2 separate regions of the Homo sapiens genome follow, and region 1 is linked to region 2. A link is a loop called in an ENCODE intact Hi-C map of the cell type or tissue named here. Cell type or tissue: sigmoid colon. All regions are shown on one strand. Each heading gives the region's core, and the rest is flanking DNA. Links, peaks and the distances in the headings are about the cores only. Region 1 overlaps PM20D2 (peptidase M20 domain containing 2). Region 2 has its middle 44 kb from the start of PNRC1-DT.

Region 1 (4,322 bases), core at 323-4,322, 130 kb after region 2:
GGGAGTTCAGAGACTTTCCCTCTAGGAAGTAGCACACAGTGAGCATTGAGCTGGTAGGGCTGAGGGATTGAGAGAGAATTGCCACTGAGAGGAGTTGTCCAGGGACATCAGAGTTTCATGTTTTCTTTTGTTCTGGACAGCAAGAAAGCTCAGCTCAGCATGGTTCTGTTCTTTTACCCTAGCAGGTTTCTGCTGTCTAGCTGAAGAAGGGAAGACACATGGCCTGCTCTACCCCGGGTTTGGGTTTTATATAATGGACAAAACAGTAGGATAAAGTGGCTGTGATTTTGGTATGATTTGTGGGCTCTAGGGTCTAGTTCCACAAGTAAGATCTTAAAATATGCAACAGGTTTTTTTTTGTCCATCCTTTTTTGTTTTGTTTTGTTTTTACACTCAGACTCTTTAGACTCTTTAAACACTGGAGAGGCTTTTTCCATCCTGTTCACTGATGTCCCATTACTGTGCATCCTCAGTGTGTGGAGCCGTTTCTGGCACAGTTAAGTGCTTAGTGAATATTTTCTGAAGCAGTACTTCTATAGAGGCTACTATGCCTCAAAGTCTGGCCTCAGTCTGCATTTACCACATAACTAGCAGCTGTGAGACTATCGGCATGTTATTTAATACCCATAAGCCTTGGTTTCTTCATGTTTAAAATGGAAACTGTTCTAAATATTAATGAGAATACATACAAAGCACTTAGGATTGTGTTTGGAACGTAGTATTCCAGATAAATGTTAGCTACTCTTTGTCACATATTCCTTTATTCTCTTACCAATCACTGTGTAGTCTCACTTTGCCTGCATGGTGTTTGACATGTAATAAACATTCAGTAAATATCCATTGAGTGAACATAAGGCTTTGTTTTTACTGTGATTTATTCAACAAGTGCCTGTGTGTCAATCCTGTGAGAAGCTAGATGCACAGTCATTTCAAATACTATTTCTTGCCTCATACAGCCTCATAATTTAGTTTCTGACATAAGCATGAACCAAATCATCCAATACATGGAAAATTAAAAAGTACTGTAAAGGAGAGTAATACATCTCTGTGAGAGCTTATGCTAGAGGAATTTCACTTTATGGGAAGGTGAAGTAAGTAAGGCTTTGCTGAGGAAATGATGCTTAAGATGGAATTTGAAGGTTAAGTAAGAGTTACAGAGATGATGCAGGGATAGCATGTGCAAGGGTCCTGTGACAGGGAGAGCATGGTGAGTGTCTAGAGCGGCTAGGGCATCGAGAGTAGTGGGAACATGGTATGAGATCAGGTTGGAAAGGTGAATGAAGATTGAAAAAAAAAAGACGGCAAATAGAGTAGATGCTGCTAGACCAATTAGGAAACTTCTAGTTCAGGCAAGAGATAATGATAGCATAGGCTGAGGACAGGTGTTGGTGATGGTGATGCAAAGAGCGTTAGGATTCTGAGATATTTGGCAGGTACTGTTGATAGGTGGAGTGGAGGTAGAAGAGAAAGATCATGAGTTTGACTTTAGATATGTTAAGTTTGATCTACCTTGAAGACATCCAAGAGAAGATACCAGGCTGGCAACTGGATGTATGAGCATGGAACTTAGCAGAGACTGGGAAGAGATTTGAGTTGGTGGTGATTTGAAGCAATACATACGGACAAAATCTTGAGAAAGAATATGCAGTAAGAAGAGAAAGGGGCCTGGAATGGAGTCTCCCGTAACTATTATTTCATCGTCAGGTAGAGGGGGCTCTATCCCCAAGAGAGACAGAAGAAGGGGCCATCAGAGAGGCAGAAGGGAAGCCATGCAAGTGCTGTGTCACAGAAGAGAAGAAAGGGAGTAGGTGGCAGTGTGGAGTGCTGGCCAAGAGGGCCAGTAAAAGCCGTGAGACAAGGTGAGGGCAGGTTTGCAGTGACCTTCATGAGAGATGTGACTGATACAGGGGAGTGGGTGGCAGACTCAGTGGAAGGTGAGCCCATGAAAGCATGAGCATACGGACAACTCTCCAAGAAGCTCACTTCTCTGCGTCTCTTCTAACAGGGACTGTGACTTCATAACTCCAGAATACTTAACCACATATACTTAAATAGACTTTTCTTAACTTTGTGTGTTCCAAGGATCTACGGATTTTGGAAATGTTAGTTTTGTGGTTCCTGGAATTCATCCATATTTTCACATTGGATCTAATGCCTTGAATCATACTGAACAGTACACTGAAGCTGCTGGTAAGTGTTGTTGGATGTGACTGTTTTGGCACACACACTCTTCTTCTGGTAGTAGCTGCCTTTCTGTTTAACCTACTATTTCACTACATAACATCACCTCAGTAAATACTGCACTGTGGTGGGCAGTTGGAGAGCCAGTTGAGATACGGGTAGCTAACCTGTGAAATTAAATACAGCTTAAATAAGTAAGGAGGTATTTTATTTTCTCTACCTTTTAGGGTCACAGGAAGCTCAGTTCTACACTCTGCGGACGGCCAAAGCTCTGGCAATGACGGCACTGGATGTTATTTTTAAACCAGAGTTACTGGAAGGAATCAGAGAGGACTTTAAACTGAAACTTCAAGAAGAACAGTTTGTAAATGCAGTAGAATAAAAGACTTAGGGGCCACTTATAAATCAAGAAGACGTGATGATTTTTTTCTTTTAATCTCTTTTAATGAAGGCATGCTTGTTTTTTAATCTTAAAGGAGTAAAATTCTTTTTACCTGATAAGTGAGGACAGGGTGTGGAGAAAACATATTAATTACCTCATATCTAAAGTGAAAATTTTTGCAAATCCGTACTTGATAGGATTATGATATTACAGGAGCTGGTATGTGATGCCATTCTTTCTTTTTTTTTACCCCGCAACCACTCACCTTCACAGTAGTGATACCATTTCTTAACCTGGAGGATACATGGCATCATTTTTATAAAATATGTTAGTAAACCTTTTTGTAAGCCTTAAATGTTATGTGTATTTTTAAAAGCTTAAGAGATTTCAAACCTTATATTCAGAATTGACACCCATGAGAGTGTTTTGTGGTATAGGGTGGTAAACTTGTTCTCTAATCGTATATTAATTCCTCTACCAGATTGTATATTTGAAGCCAGTGTCTTTCCTTTTTTTGTTTTAAGATAGAGCCTCGCTCTGTTGCCCAGGCTGAAGTGTAGTGGCACAATCTCGGCTCACTGCAACCTCTGCCTCCCAGGTTCAAGTGATTCTCCTGCCTCAGCCTACCAAGTAGCTGGGATTACAGGTGTGTGGCACCATGCCCAGCTAATTTTTGTATTTTTAGTAGAGACGGCATTTCACCATGTTGGCCAGGCTGGTCTCGAACTCCTGACCTCAGGTGATGCACCTGCCTCGGCCTCCTAAAGTGCTGGGATTACAGGCATGAGCCACCGCACCCGGCCTGCCAGTGTCTTTTTAATACACATGTGTGTTGGTATTTTTAAATTGTTACAGTATCTAGCATATTGCTTACTCTGAATATTCAGTACTTTTTGAATAAGCAAATATTGCTTCCTTGCTTGGAATCATCAGAGTTTAAAGTAGCTTCGTGGATGGACCATGATCCTAAGATGAGTTTTAATTTTGTGTTTACAGTCATCTCTTGTACAACGTGGAGAAGAAAAGATATACTTACTACTTTGCTTCAGGTACACATAAGAAAACCTCTTTTTTAAAAAAATTTTTATTTTTTTACATAATAGAGACAGGGGCTCGCTGTAGCTTCCAGGCTGGCCTCAAACTCCTGGGCTCAAGCAATCCTCCTGTCTTGGCCTCCCAAAGTGTTGGGATTTCAGGTATGAGACACCACACCTGCCCATTTTTGTTTGGTTTTTTAATGGGCAGGTTCTTGCTCTCCCAGGCTGGAGTGCAGTGGTGTAATCACAGCTCACTGCAGTCTCGAACTCCTGGACTCAAGCAGTCCTCCCACCTCAGCCTCCTAAAGCACTGGGATTACAGGCTTGAGGCACTGCACCTGGCCCTGACCATTTTTTAAAAAGGTTAGGCTTAGTGCAAAGTTTAAAATTATATGATTCTTAAAATACTGAATTAGTTTCTAAACTAAACTAGAGGTATAGGTGGACCTGCTTGAGGTATCTTTGTTTTTATGGAACATTTTTATTACATGCCTTTATAATTTTTCATTGTTCACACCCTGTACTGAAACCTTTTTCTCAAATACCAACTCTTGGCTATGTTAAATTTGTAGACTTTAAAAGATGTTATCTAAATTAATGGTTTAAATATACAAATTGAAAATATTTTCTTTTTAGTGGCAATTTTAAAAGCAGGCCTTAATATGGGACCTGCTTTTAAAGTAAAATATGTGGTACTATGAATTACTAAATTGCTATATACC
Region 2 (4,396 bases), core at 255-4,254:
TAATTATAAGATCCTAGACTCGCCGGGTGTGGTGGCTCACACCTGTAATCCCAGCACTTTGGGAGGCCGAAGCGGGTGGATCATGAGGTCAAGAAATCGAGACCATCCTAGCCAACATGGTGAAACCTCGCCTCTACTAAAAATACAAAAAAGCCGGGCGTGGTGGCGGGTGCCTGTAGTCCCAGCTACTCGGGAGGCTGAGGCAGGAGAATCCCTTGAACCAGGGAGGTGGAGGTTGCAGTGAGTTGAGATCACGCCACTGCACTCCAGCCTGGGTGACAGAGCAAGACTCCTGTCTCAAAAAAAAAATTCCTAGAATTTAATTTTCCCTCTTCAATTTATTCCCCGTATTGTAGTCAGAATGATTTTTTGGCAACATGCCAATCTGACCAGGTGTGGTGGCTCACACCTGTAATCCCAGTACTTGAATCACTTGAACCTGGGAGGCAGAGTTTGTGGTGAGCCCAGAATGTGCCACTGCACTCCAGCGTGGACAACAGAAAAAGACTGCCTCAAAAAAAAAAAAAAAAATATATATATATATGAGTGGCATGATCAGACTGTTGTTTAAGAAAGATAATGGCAGCAGAATTTTGGAGGTAAATGACAGAGAAGTAAATTGAACGACAGGGAGACCTGCTGTGAGGTTATTATAAAGATGCCAATAAGACATGATGGAAGCCGGAACTAAAGCCTCGGGGAGGGCATAGAGAGGAGGGCCAGACTGCAGAGACACAGAGAGGTTGAGTCTACTGGATCTTGCTGACACTCTTAGCTTGGGCAATGAGGGAAGTCAAGAGGGAAGCGTTAAGAATGACTCAAGTTTCTGGCAAGGGCAACTGGGTGTCTGTAATGAAGAAGAGAAATAGACATTTCATGTATTAGGCTGTAAGAGAAGCCCTCTGTTTTGACTGATGACGTAAATGAGGGCTTTCCACTTTCTGAAAAACTGAACTCTTCTGATGCAATGAGACAACCTCCACATCATAGTCAGCCATGGTCCGTTGGGTTCAACTCAGTCCCAATGCCCTGACACCCTCGTTACCTGATCTGATCCTACTGCCCCAACCTAATGGAACTGAAAACAGTGGTGTCAACAAACTAAACTGCCCACCAACTGTGACATATTCAAAGCCTGCATAAGCTTGCTCTGTGAATGGAGAACACATTCTAAAAGGATCCCAAAAGAAAATAAAGCCTTTTCTGTCTTCCCAGGGAGGTTTTAGGCTAAGGAAACAAAATAAACACCACACGAAATAGTGGGCAAAGGTACAAGAGAGTTTAAGGTTAAATGCTAAATTATGAAGCAAATTCCAATCAGAGGACAGTGATGGTATTGTTACTCTAGAACAGCCAGGAAAGATAATCATCTGTGTTGACCATCTACTGCCAAACCACCATCCGTAAGTCACACAGTTGGTAAGTGGCAGAGCCAGTGCGTGAAGTTGGGAGAGACTGTCTCAGATCTTCAGGAAGGCGAAATGTGAGCTGAGACAGGAAGGTGCCCGGTGTCCAGCCTGGATGGGCTGGGAGTGCAGCTGGGAGCTTGGAGCATCCTGGGAGGAGAAGCAGAGCAACAGGACTGGCACGTGATATTAATCATCCCGGAATGGAGGCCTTCTGACTGGAGACTTGCAGTGTACCTACCACTGCTGGGTGTTTTCAGCATTTCAGTTTGGCAATAAACATAAAAAGTCTAGTAACACAGGCGTAAGCCTGGAATGTTCAGTGACTGGTCACTGTCAGGAATAATTATTACAAAAGAGCAGCTGAGAAGACATGACTCAGCACGCCCCACCTCAGAACACTCCGGTCCCACCTAAGGGCTTTCCAAAGTCCGCAGGAACCAGGCCAGCTGAGTATTCACATAGCCGCTCTGTTCAAGTCACACTCCAGATCCGTAGTGTTATTGGTGAGAACAATGACTAACTAGCAGGATGATTTACATGCATGCGAGTTCCAACTTGGCCTTTTTCCTGTCAGCAAAATTTACTACTATCTTCTAGCTGTCTTCCTACGTCAGGACTAAAAATGGTTACACTCCTAGCAGTAGAGCATATCCAGCCAACTGACAAGCAAAGAAAGATTAAGGACAAGTACATAGACAACATGGGGTGGACTTTATCAGAAAGGACAAGGCAGATACAGTGCTGGCCAAGGAGTGTTGCAAGTAAGGAATTTCCTGGAGCCTTATGCAAACTCCAGTAATCCCAGGCAATGATGCAGTTTCACTTCTGTTTCATATTAACGAGTACTAGAAACACATAATGAGTGACCTAGTTCTTTTCCAGTGGATTTTCCTTTTATTAGAACTATGCTCTGGTAGGTTACTTAATTATTTAAAAACATCAACACTGAGCACTATTTTAAGCTAGACCTTGACTTTAAATTTCAAATATGTCATTATAGTATTTAATAAATATAAATTCAGTTTTTTAAACAGTTTTTGTGGTTTTTTACATTCCATGAAATTCACCCATTTGAAGTGCACAATCAAAAATTTTAAGTACATTCACAGAGTTGCACAATCATCACCACAATAAGAATTCATTTTTGAGCTTTTTATTTCAGTTTTTCAATAGATGATAATTTCAAGAGGAAATGATAGGCCACAAAAAGTCTGTAACTGGGGGATGAAGCAAGATGGCAGAATAAAAGTCCCCACCACTTATCCCCTGCCGCAGGAAGACCAAATTTAATAACTATCTGCATAAAAAAGCACCATCATTGGCCGGGCACGGTGGCTTGTGCCTGTAATCTCAGCACTTTGGGAGGCCAAGGCGGGCGGATCACAAGGTCAGGAGATCGAGATCATCCTGGCTAACATGGTGAAACCCCGTTTCTACTAAAAAATACAAAAAATTAGCCGGGCGTGGTGGCAGGCACCTGTAGCCCCAGCTACTTGGGAGGCTGAGGCAGGAGAATGGCATGAACCTGAGAGGCGGAGCTTGCAGTGAGTCGAGATCATGCCACTGCACTCCAGCCTGGGCAAAAACACCGTCATAACCAAAAATCAGGTGAGCACTCACAGTACCTGGCTTTAACTTCATCTCACTGAAAGAGGCACTGAAGAGGGTATAAAAGACAGCCCTGAATTGCCAACACCACCCACCCCTCATCCCCTCCTGCACCCCCACAGCAGCTGTTGCGTGGCACAGAGAAATGTGTGCTTGGGAGACAGAAAGCCCAGCATTGTGAGATTTTGCATTGAACTCAGTGATGCCCTGTCACAACAGAAAGAAAAACCAGACTGAATTCAGCTGACACTCACCCACAGAGGCAGCATTCAGACCAGCCCTGGCCAGAGGGGAAATCACCCATCCCGGTGGTTGGAACTTGAGTTCTGGCGAGCCTCACACTACAGGCTGAAGTGCTCTGGAGCCCTAAATCAACTTGAATGACAGTCTAGGCTGCAAGGACTTCAAGCCCTAGTGCTGTGCTGGGCTCGGAACTAGTGGACTTGGAGAGCACATGCCCCAATGAGACATCAGCCAGGGCAGCTAAAGGAGTGCTTATGCCACCCCTCCCCCAACCCCAGGCAGTGCAGCTCACAGCTCCAGAAGAGAACTTTTCCTTCTGTTTGACAAGAGGAGAGGGAAGAAAAGGATGACTTTGCCTTTCATCTTGTATACCAGCTCAGCCACAGTAGGATAGGGCACTGGTCAGAGTCATGAGGCCCTATTTCAAGCCCTAGTTCCCAGACAACATGTCTAGACACACTCTGGGACCGAAGGGAAACTACTGCCTTGAAGGGAAAGACCCAGTCCTGGCAGGATCCGTCACCCACTGACTAAACAGCCCTTGGGCCCTGGTTAGAAATTTATTCAACCAGACACACTCAATCATCTTTCTCAAGTTCAAAGTACTACAGATCTCTAGGGCAGGGGCAAAATGCCAGCAGTCTCTTTGCTAAAGCATAACAAGAGTCACCTTTGCTCCAGTACCCAACAAGTTTCTCATCTCCATCTGAGACCACCTCAGCCTGGACTTTATTGTCCATATCACTACCAGCACTTTGGTCAAAACCATTCAACAAATCTCTAGGAAGTTCCAAACTTTCCTACATTTTTCTATCTTCTTCTGAGACCTCCAAACTGTTCCAACCTCTGCCTGTTACCCAGTTCCAAAGCTGCTTCCATATTTTTGGGTATCTTTACAGCAGCACCCCACTCCTGGTACCAATTTACTGTATTAGTCTGTTCTCATGCAGCTAATAAAGACATACCCAAGACTGGGTAATTTATGAAGAAAAAGAGGTTTAAAGGACTCACAGTTCCACAGGGCTAGGGAGGCCTCAGGAAAATTCCAATCATGGCAGAAGGGGAGGCAAACATGTCCTTCTTCACCTGGTGGCAGCAAGGAGAAGTACAGAGCAAAGGGGGAGAAAAGCCCCTTA

What was found. A loop is a pair of places that touch in the nucleus more often than their neighbours do. Peaks named below come from ENCODE experiments on the same cell type or tissue, not always from the same donor. Only the 100,000 strongest peaks of a DNase experiment are listed, where the experiment ranks them.
Region 1: a loop joins it to region 2, with 9 times the contacts of the local background. A loop is called at or near these places in 1 of 110 quality-filtered maps.

What each region holds. Positions count from the first base shown.
Region 1 is chr6:89,159,701-89,164,022 of GRCh38, forward strand. It overlaps PM20D2 (peptidase M20 domain containing 2), which reads left to right. Exons shown (of 7, transcript NM_001010853.3): 6 at 2,083-2,190; 7 at 2,409-4,322. The coding sequence ends at 2,563. Among named protein-coding and RNA genes, the nearest start is that of PM20D2, 16 kb to the left of the region's middle. In sigmoid colon, for the core only: no CTCF peak of the experiment used is centred there; a DNase peak (open chromatin) is centred at 2,441; H3K4me3 peaks cover 723 bases; H3K27ac peaks cover 771 bases.
Region 2 is chr6:89,033,928-89,038,323 of GRCh38, forward strand. No RefSeq gene overlaps it. Among named protein-coding and RNA genes, the nearest start is that of PNRC1-DT, 44 kb to the right of the region's middle. RefSeq lists a cis regulatory region at 1,440-2,274. In sigmoid colon, for the core only: no CTCF peak of the experiment used is centred there; DNase peaks (open chromatin) are centred at 764, 1,834, 2,144, 3,474 and 1 weaker place; H3K4me3 peaks cover 397 bases; H3K27ac peaks cover 2,900 bases.